Linked DNA regions of Homo sapiens: region 1 is linked to region 2. Evidence: read pairs that join two places in POLR2A ChIA-PET (ENCODE). Cell type or tissue: MCF 10A. All regions are shown on one strand. Each heading gives the region's core, and the rest is flanking DNA. Links, peaks and the distances in the headings are about the cores only. Region 1 overlaps EML6 (EMAP like 6). Region 2 overlaps EML6 (EMAP like 6).

What was found. Peaks named below come from ENCODE experiments on the same cell type or tissue, not always from the same donor. Only the 100,000 strongest peaks of a DNase experiment are listed, where the experiment ranks them.
Region 1: POLR2A ChIA-PET joins it to region 2 with 5 read pairs; 4 of 35 experiments call an interaction of 5 or more read pairs at or near these places.

The regions. Positions count from the first base shown.
Region 1 is chr2:54,942,669-54,948,050 of GRCh38, forward strand. All of the region lies in intron 28 of EML6 (EMAP like 6), which reads left to right. Among named protein-coding and RNA genes, the nearest start is that of RTN4, 110 kb to the right of the region's middle. In MCF 10A, for the core only: no CTCF peak of the experiment used is centred there; DNase peaks (open chromatin) are centred at 2,933 and 3,303.
Region 2 is chr2:54,874,971-54,880,352 of GRCh38, forward strand. EML6 (EMAP like 6) reads left to right here. Exons shown (of 42, transcript NM_001039753.4): 17 at 4,577-4,670. Among named protein-coding and RNA genes, the nearest start is that of EML6-AS1, 130 kb to the left of the region's middle. In MCF 10A, for the core only: no CTCF peak of the experiment used is centred there; no DNase peak of the experiment used is centred there.

The sequences.
Region 1 (5,382 bases), core at 225-5,224, 68 kb after region 2:
CTGTCAACTTCCTGTCTCTGAGCAATTCAGCTCATGGTCAACTGGCCAACCCCAGCCAGCTCCTGCCATGCCCTGGGTTACATCATCACCAGGAACTCCTTTGTCCCTCAGTGTCTTAACCAGCTGTCCTCTGGATTTCTCATTCCCGGGTACACCTGATCTTCATCAAGACAAATAAGTGCCTAGACACCTTCATTTTTCCCCAAGTTCATCAGCCCTTCCTGGCCTCACTTTTTGTGCCTACCCAAATGCCATTTCCCAGTCCTGTTGGCCCTTCTCCCCTACATTCCTCCTACCACCTGCCTCTCCACTCTTCTTATAGGAAGTCCCACGTTGGCACAGATGGCCACCACCAGAGAGGCTGCCTGGCTGCTGCACATGGCCCTCCAAGCTCCTCCATCCTTTCCTTTGGTTGGTTTTCTCTGCTGCTTCTCAGCAGTCATCCAGGTTTCAACTCAACCTCCTGCCCCTCCTTCACTGAGAAAACAGAAGCCACTGGCACGCATTCCATCTTGGTGCTTCTTTCTCTCTCCTCCATTTTGCTTCCCATCCTTCACTCACGTAAGCCATTCACCTTCTTCCCTCTCTTCTCAGAGGAAGTAAGTCCCTTCTCCTATTCAAGACAGTTCCCTCACCTGGTGCTTGGCCCCGGCCTCCTGTCCATCCATGCTCCCTCATCTGTGTCTCCTGTGTCACTCTCCCACAGCCAGATCCATGTCCTCAACCAAAAAATACATCCCAGTTTCCCACCTCCACCCAGCTCTCCTCAGGAAAAAAAACAGGTCCTTTGATTAATCTTATAAACTTACACATTTCTGCCGTCACCTTCCTTCCAACCTTTTTCCTTTCTCATTCAGGCCTTGTAGTCTTTTCTTCATTCTCTATCCTATCTCATCTGTCCTCTGTCCCTGCCATTCTGCTGACATGGGGGCTCTTTAACCCCTGAGTCCAGTGACTCTCCTCTCTCTGTCTTACTAAGAGAACTTGTTTCTTCTAGAGTAGCATTGTCCAGTAGAAATATGTGAGCCACGTGTATAAATTTTCTAGCAGGCACATTAAAAAAGTTGAGATGGTGACATTGATTTTAACAATATATTTTAACTCGATATATTAAAAAATATTTCAACATGTAATATAAAATTATATTTTACATTCTGTTAAAAACTTTTCAGTAGGACTTCAAATTCCAGTGTGTATTTTATAGTTATAGCACAATTCAAACTTTTGAAAGCCACATGTGGCATTGGCTACTGAATTGGACAGTGCGTGTTAGAGAAGAATATAAACGTTCTTCTCTCGCCTTTTTGAAAGAATCTCTCTTGGCCCTTCTGGTGCCTCCCTCTCTCTTCTCAGTGTCTCACCTCTGCTTCCTCTTCCAGCCCCTTACATGCTGTTGGTCCTCAGGATTTTACCTTTGGCTGGCATCTTTTCACCCTCTACCATCTACCCTCTCTCTTAATTAATCTTTTATATCCCACCCATTGGCTAGTGATTCCCAGGGTCATGTCACTGACTCCCATCTCTCAGTGGAACTTCCAACTAACAAAGCTATCTCACGGGTGTTCAAAGCTCAACGTGCCAAAATTGAACTCATCATCTTCCCTCATTGATATTTTCTCTCTGTCTCATTCCATGATACAACCATCTGTCCAGATATGCAAGCTGGAAAACTGGTATTGCCCTTGAGTTGCTTTTCCTACTTCATCCCCTAAAGACTCTCCATGACAAAGTGCTGTGAAGTCTATTTCGCCAACCTTTCTTTAAATATTCACCTGTTTTCTTCTCCATAACCACTGCTCCAGTCAAGTGCTTCATCATTCCTCTCTTGGATCATCACAGTGGCCTCTTCAGTATTCTGCCCATCTTTACTTAGTTCCCTTTACGCCACCCTTTGTACTCTCATTTTTTCACCCAAATAACTTTGTATTCACCTAAAATAGCCAAGTCTAAGACGATATCCCCATTTTTTAAAACAACAACAAAAAGACACAAAGCTGTGTGATAGGCTTCAGTCAAGAGCATTTTCAAGAGGGTAGGCTTCTTTCAGGACATCCTGCAGTTCTTCTGCCTGAATCCTTTCCATCACCCCATCACTAAGTATCTCTGTACATGATTCTGGAAGACATAGGAATACACTCAACAGAGTCCAGTTCTTAGGAATACTGTTAACAGAGTCCAGTTCTGAAGAATGCACTTGACACAGTCCAGTTTGGTCTTGATAACAGAGAGGCCCCCTGGCTTTGGAGATTTTTCCTAACCCTGGATTTATCCTAGAGCAGTGGTTGCTAATTTCTCTGTGTTTCTCGCCCCTCCCTTTCTCCCTCCCCTCCCCCATCCATTCCTCCCTACCCCCCTCCTTCCCTCCTCCTTCACTCCTTCCCTCCTCCCTCTCTGCCTCCCCCTTCTCCCATTCCTCCCTCTCTCCCTCCTCTCCCACTCCTCCCTCTCTCCTCCCATCCCATTCCTCCCTCCCTCATCCCTCCCTACCCCTCCTCCCCCTCCCCTCTTTCCCCCTCCCCTCTCTCCCCTCCCCCTTCTCTCTCCCTTCTCTCTCTCCCTCCCCCTTCTCTCTCCCCTCTCTCTCTCCCTCCCCCTTCTCTCTCCCCTCTCTCTCTGCCTCCCCCTTCTCTCTCCCCTCCCCCTCCCCTTTGGATTTCCCAAGACATTCTAAAACCATTGGAGCATTTTATGCCACATTTTGGAAGCTGAAGAAAGCTGTTTCCTCCAAGGACACTTTGAACATTGTCTGATGAACACGACTCAAAACAACTTCAAACTTGAATTTCTTGGCTAGTTGGAACTGAGTTTCCCCACACTCACACCCACACCCACACCCCTCTTTATAGAAACTGGTTGGAACGACTTGGTTTCTCACAGGCTGTCCAAGCCTCACTCCCCAGTTGGCTCTCATGTTGTACTCATCTTGGGTTGCAACTGACTCGTGACCTCAGTGGTTTCAGAAGCTTCCCTGAGCACTTTGGCCCTGAATGCTCTTACACATTTCAGGTCATTGTGTGCTCTGCTCCACCTCTTGCTCTGTCAGCCCAGTGCCTTGGGGAGGGGGAAAGGAGGGACAAGTACCCAGGCATTGGCCTGCCTTGCGGGTCTGTGCAGGGCAAGAGCCCGTGTCAGGATAAGACTCCCCACATCTTTAGTTGAGTCTAAGCTTTCTCTTCAGCAGCCCAGCGCTGGGCAGTGGGATGACAGCAGGAATTGGCCTTCCCATGATCCTGCCCTGCCCACAGAATGTGCCAACTGTTTCCACAGGGGGTACAGGGTTGTGACTCTCCCCACAGGCACTGAAGAGCAGGGCCGACTTGTTACTCAACACCAAGCCCCAGGCTGGAGTTCACAGCCTCTCCCTGGGCTTCCTGCCTTCACTCTGTCTTCTTGGCAGGCTTCTCCTGCTCTCCAGAGCTTCGGCCTGTGTGCCACCCTCTCTCCTGATTATCCAGTTTGTTTGCTGTCTTGCCAGGCTCCCTCCTTAAATTTCTTGCCAATGGAAGCTCTTTCTCCTTTGTTCCCTGACCCTGCCCCCCTGCCCATTCTCCTCAAAGCCTACTTGCCCCACCAGGCCCCTTTGTGTCTCTGCTCCTCCCACCTCCAGTCTCTCACCCCCTCACCTTCCCAGATCTTGGCCCCACTGGGTCTCCCTGCCAATGCCGGGTTGTGCCCACAGCCTTCCTCGCACTCCTGTCCTGTGCCAGCTGGGAATGACCAACTCTAATGAGCTGATTGGACTGAAAGTGAGTGAATGTCCTCATGCCTCCACTCCTTCCCACCTCAGCAAAGCTTTTCAGAGTCCCATTTCTGATGGAATCTGAATCTAGAAGGATTTAGATCCACGGAAAACTGTTAAACCTCCAGTGTTTGGCTACGTGTGAAGTCTCTGGCAGTCCCTCCCACATCTGATGTTATGAACACTGTTTATAGATGCCTGGAAAGAAGCTTTTAATACTTGTATTGTGTTTTAACTTGCTTTCCTTTGGAGGCAGGGAATTGTCAAGTAAGTATTCACACCGCTCTGGAGACAAACACAGGTGTTTGGTGAACATCCAGTACTAAGTGTTCACGCAGAATCCACAACCGCGAAGGGTCAATACTTAAAATCCGCTGAATTTGCCACAATGCAGGTTTCTTCCCCTTGCTCCTCTCATCTTCAGTTTTGAAGCAATACAGCTGTAAACATATGCTTGCGAAATGAGAAAGAAACATTGAGATTGCTTTACCTTTCGGTTTTTTTCTGAAAATCAAGGTGAAAAAAAAAAGCATCGGATTGCGTCTGTGTATATATATACAATCTCCTGTATATATAAATACACGGTGTTTGTGCTTGTACGCATACTCTATATTCACTGTATAATATATTACATATTATACAACCTGTGTGTCCCCTGAAATCGAGCCCTGTGTTTATCCTCAAATAATGCCTTATGAGCCATGCCATAGTTCCAGTGTCCTCTTGCTCTCCTCATAGCCCCTGGCTTGCTTTTGTCATACACTTAAACGTTCTTAGGTGAAAGAAGAAACCCACGGATTTCATTTGAAAGTCCCACTAAAACAGAAGAAAGAGCAGATGTCCTGGGAAGCGATAATTAATGTGAAGGAAGTGTCTAATTGTGAGAACTGGCATGCCCCCAGTCTCCCGATTTTGCTCAATTTGGTGGCGATGATGTCAGCCGGGGGTGTCGTTTTGCAGAGATGTGCTGTCTACCCATTCTTCAGTGGTGATTATAATACCGTTTGGTCCAATTATCACTTATGATTACATAACGTGTTTTGATTGAAGAGTTTCTGAGAAAATAAAGGTACCCTGTCTTCCCCTGCACACAAAAAGAACCCCCGCAAGCCATTCGAGCAGGCAGGCTGACCTACCAAGAAACACTGGGAATTATTAGGCTAAATTATGAGTTGAACTTGATTTGGAAACAAAGTATCCATTGTACATAACTCCCCACGACATCCAGGAAGATGTCATTGTTTTTCTGACAGCAAGTTTCTCCCCAGCACACTCTAAGCAGAGTCCCCGGGCGCATTCGTAAAGTCACGGAGAGTGTGCGGGAAGCATTGACAAAGCTTCCTTTTCTCTCCCTATTCTGTAGGCGCTTTAGTGCAGAGTTTGCCCAGAGACGCCAGGGTATGAGCTTTCTGAATTTGTAGACTGGTGCACTCTTTCATTTCTGTTTTAGTTCTTTGCTGGCATGCTGGGGAAGCATGGTGTGTGCCACACAGGAATGTCTGTTCACTTGGAAAATGCTTGTGCATGAATGAGGTGGTTGCTAATGCGGCTCTAAACTGTACTAAGTTTCTCACTTGGCTTTGTTTGCTGCTTTCAAGGGGATCAAGGTAATCCTTCTCTTTGCATATCCCGGGAGCAATAAC
Region 2 (5,382 bases), core at 105-5,104:
GCATGCCAGGAGTTCTCCTAGGTGTCAGGCCTCCTCCAGCCGCTTCCCTTTGCCGATGCTAGTGTGTACACTTGGCAAGAGTGTCATACCTGGGACACTCAGTGTGCAGGCTCACTTTCTGCTACCTGTGCCCTCCAGTAAGCTTGTCCATCTGCCCTTCCCACCCTCCACTGTAACTGTGGAGTGGACATGGTAGTGCATAGAGGCCCCCATGTGGAACAGCCCCAAGTGAAGAGAGATCCCGTTCTAAAACAGCCCAGAAACACACACTTACCTGAAGTATGAACAAGGGCAACTAATGCTACCATCCTTTGGAAACTGATAGAAAAGTGAGTAGCTCAAGTAGAAATGTTGAAAGAGGAGACTACGTAGACCTCCTTGTTTAACGGTGTAAACAGGGCACTGACGTGACACTCAACAGTTACGATTTAGCTAGTGCTCCATCTGTGTGCCTCAGGACTCCTGTCGCTGCCCATCTCTTAGGAGTTAGCTCTTTTGGGGGGTTTTATGGACACCTACTGATAGCGTGCTTGTCTCTTACTAGAGAATAAATTGTCCTGGAAATATAAAGCAGGCAAACAATGTGAAAACTAGATAACAAATAAGCACAGTTATGTGTGAGGATTTAGATTGTTCTTGCCACTTTTCGAAAGCAAACAAAAGACATTTTTAGTCAAAAACATTTCTTGGGCAAAATCTGTAACTGGGCTACAAGGACAAGAAGGAATGAATTTATATTATCTCAGTTGAGAACCTCTTTTAACTCAGTATTTATTACTGTCTAGGGGAAGGGGAACCATTTTTGTTTTGTGCTTGCCGTGAGGAAAGTGCTTCCATATGAATAGAAAACCAGATTAGAAATAGAAAAGGTCAACCACAGAAGTATTTTCTAGCCTAAATATCAACCATATAATTTTTTTAAAAGCTTCGTAGAATAATACTGATTTCCATAAGGGCACATCTAAGACTTGATTTCATTGTGTTCAGTAGAAAACCTACGCATTTTTTATGAGTCCTGAATAGAGAGACCAACTCATAATTGTCTGAATAAAACTTTGTCTAATTCACCCTTTACTACTGACATTAAATGCCTTCATATTATTTCTGGACTATGTCACAGACATCCATAATTAATGCATGCTGTGACTGCAAAGATGGGAAAGGACATTACCTAAGAGACTAAAAACATGGCTAAAAATAAAAAACTTCAACTAACTGGTCAGAGAGTAGATTTCCAAAGCTAAGACCACGGCTTACAGGGAAAGTGAGAACTGGGAAAGAGTAAAAAGGTAGCCAATTTTATTTCCAAACTGTGTAGTATATACACAGAAATAGCCCACACCCGCAGAACTCGGGGAAGTCACCATCCCAAAAAAGAGGTATGGCTGTTGAGGCACCTCTGGGTTTGCACTGCTGCTTCCATTGCTACCCACAATCAGAATACCTTTTTTTGGTTTAGAAAGGTGGTATAACAGTGAGGATAAGCTGACAGGGCCTTGCAGAAATTCTCCTAAAATAAAAGCTCACCTCTTACCCCGGCAAAATCAGCTTATCCTTAGGCCTTCTTCAGATGACATAAAACTTTATTATTTTAAATGTATTTGTGCTTGCATTCCAAGAAGAACATAACTACACAGATTTCAAAAGAAAACATGAAATATAGTCAATGAATGCAACAAGACATTGAATATTTGTACAGTGTTTTTGAAATGGACAATTTCTTTAAAAATCTGTTTATAATTAACACATAATTGCAAATGTTTACAGGGTAGAATGTGACATTTCAGTACATGTATATATTGTGTAAGGATCAAATCAGAGTAGCTATCACATCCATCACCTCAAACATTTATCATTTCTTTGTGGTGATAACATTCAAGATCTTCTTTTCTAGCTATTTTGAAATATACACTACATTATTAGCTATAGTCACCTTAATATGTAATATAACACCAGAACTTACTCTTCCTAACTGTAGCTTTGTACTCACTCTTGACTCATCATCCAAAAAAAAATTTTTTTTTTTTTTTGAGACAAGGTCTCACTGTGTCACCCAGGCTGGAGTGCAGTGGCATGATCATGGCTCACTGCAGCCTGGACCTCCTGAGCTCAATCGATCCTCCCAACTCAGCCTCCCAAGTATCTGGGACTACAGATGCACACTACCATGCTTAGCTAATTTTTTTGTATTTTTGTAGAGAGTGGGTTTCCTCATGTTGCCCAGGCTGATCACCAACTCCTGGGCTCAAGGGATTCACCTGCCTCAGCCTCCCAAAGTGTTGGGATTACAGATGTGGGCCACTGCACCTGGCCAAAATCTTTATAGCTATATAACGTAGTACATTCTATTTCAATTTATACCATCCACAGGCATATTCTGTCTTTATCTTCTTCCTCATCATCAGTGTCACCAGTATCATCAACATTCATTGAAAACTTGATTAGTGTGATACTTACAAAGGAAATGTGATAAGATTATTAAAAGTCTTAAAAAAAAGCTTATGATATTAAAAAAGGAGAGAGAAAACACCAATAAAAATAAAATCAAGTGCAGAGGCATGCCAACATAGAAACAACCAGACCATATCAAGAGATGTGGAAAAAGTAATGTTGGTAATGAATAGGAAGTCATTACCAATTCCTTCTCCTAAATGCTAAAGAGGGACCTTGCCCAATTTAAAGCCTGGTAACATTTAAGCATAAGGGGATATCATTAGTTGTTTTTGAAAGACGTAGTTTATAATAATCACCTGGTGATGATTTAGCCCTTAAGGAAAGTGTTAACGTCTTCATCTAATACTACAGCCTAGTAGCTTGAAAGGGTCAGGTAACTTTCAAATCCTTGCCTCATACTTCGTAGTGATGGAGGGTTGGAGAGGATTTGGTTTGTTAAACCAGACTTTTTCTTTCTCTGACTCTCCTTCATCCAGAAAAGGAGGAGACTACCATTTCCAGTTGGTTGGAGGAGGGTCTCTTGCATAAGCAAGGGCCCTCAAAGCATGGGCATTGGTTAGCAATTGAGATGGGGTTGCCAGATTAAGCCAACAAAATTTTAGGAAGCTCAATTAAATTTGAGTTTCAGGTAAATAATTTTTGTCATAAGTGTATTCCATGCAAAATAAGGATAAATATGTAATATACATATAAATATTGCATGGGACATACTTGTACTAAGAAATTAGTTACTGCTTACCTGAAATGCCAGTTTAACAAGGTTTTCTATATTTTATCTGGCAACCCTAATTTGGGGTATACTGCAGGTCTGCCTTTGAAAATACCGGTTGGGACCTCCGAGTGGACTGGCAGAACTGGAAGAGGCAATTTATCACAGACCTGTGTTGCTTTATTTACCCTCATGGCTGGCCCTTGGTAGTCAGAGAAGAGCCCTGATATACTGATGCAGGATGAGCTTGATCACTCGTCTCCTAGCAACCGCACAGCTAGTGGAAGGGAGACTGCTGACCCAGAGATGGTTCTGTGTTGAATCTAGCCTTGCAGGAAGGCAGCAAAGGAAAGGCTTTTTGACTATACCTCTTCTTTTGTCTTGAAGGGAAAAAGCAAATTAAGTGTTTTTATTTGAAATTTAATTGTGCATTCAGTATATTTTTAAAACAATTTTTGGGAAAATAACCTAAATGTCCAAATTATAGTAATCATGGATAATTATTATTCTCTTAGAGAAATAAATTGTCCTGGAAATGTAAAGCAGACAAGCGATGTGAAAACTAGACAATAAGCAGTTATACATAGGGATTTACAGTAATCTATTCTTGCCACTTTTCTAAACAATTATAAGTAATATTTAATACTAAAGGAAAATGTTCATGATATAATAGATGAAGAAAGATAAGATAACCTGTTCATTATTATTCTGGTATTGTTTTTTCTAAGCACATTTGTGTAAAGATTGGTAGGATATATATCAAATGTTAGCCTAGAAATTGGGAAGATTTAAAAATTTTCTGTATCCATATTTTCTAAATTTCCTATAACAAGTACACTACATTTGAAATAGGGAACATAAAATTTTTAAATTGTAAAATCATCTTTTGAAAGAATTTTTTAAGTTAAATTTAGTTTCTATAATGTTCCTAATTTGGAGAATTAACTGAACCCAGTTTTTAGAGCTGAAAATGGTCTCAGGATCACAAAGCCAAGTGGTACCTCAAGTTAAATGTCATGAGATTTGTTTGTCACAAAATAGACATAGTTTTTGTAGCTTACCTGAGAGTCTCCCTCTAGCTCTGTGTCTCAGAATGTCAGGTCGGCAGTTTACTTCGGCAGCCCGTTATGCATTAGGAAGCTCGGCTATCTCTAGTCATGCATTTCATTCAGCGAGGTCCATTTAGTATATGATACCCCTTATGTATTAAAATATAATTGTACATGTTTATAGAGTATAGTGTGATGTTTCAGTACATGTATACATTGTATAATCAAGTCAGGGCAGCTATCACATCCATCACCTCAAATATTTATCAGTTCTTAAGATCAGTTACTTATTCCTCTTTACAGTGTATGAAATGTTTTGTTTTTTCATGGAAGAAATTTTGACATTTGTGTTGTTTTCATACAGCCGATGGAAAATGTCTGGTGTCGGTTGGTTTAGACGATTTTCACAGTATTGTATTTTGGGACTGGAAAAAGGGAGAAAAGATAGCCACAACAAGGTAAGAAGCTGCCGGGATCTTACGGTATCCTGCTGATACCACGGTTCAGTAAAGGTCAATAGTTTTCATTTTCTGGTAAGATTTCATCTTCAAACTCAGGTGAAATTGACGTAGAAGGCTTAGCACCTAAGTGAAAAAATACTGCAGTATTTCATGGTGCCAAACCTGACTTAGAGCAGGTCATGTTTGTTGCGGTGAATCAGAAAATTCCGAAATCCTCTGCAGAGAGTCATTCACCGCTTCATTTTGAGTGGTCTGTGTAATCTGTATCAAAGCACTTCAGCAATAGAAAAGCAGCTTTTCTCAGGCTGGTGCCTTGCCCCTTGTTTTTCTTCTGTCCTAGCATCTGGTGAAGGATTGTCAATGTCACCAGAATCAGAAGCACCGTTTGTCATGAGGCTGCAGCATGCTGGAAAGGAGGCCCCACCGTGTGCATCTGCCACTTGCTTTCAAAGCAGGCAAATTGTTTCCCTAATCTTCCGTCTTATAAATAGATTTTTTGAGACCGACTGCTGTTTATAGACCACCTGTCCTCCCTTACCCCAGCCTTCCTGCCTGCTGAATCAGCACTAAGTCTGAACACGACTTTCCACTCCTACTTACATTGAGCTCAGCTGTTTGCCCAACCCTGATCAGGGGTCAAAATAGTTGGCAGCCAAGGCCCAGCAATACAATTTGTTGCCGAGGCGTGTTGTCAGTGTACCTCCCTGCT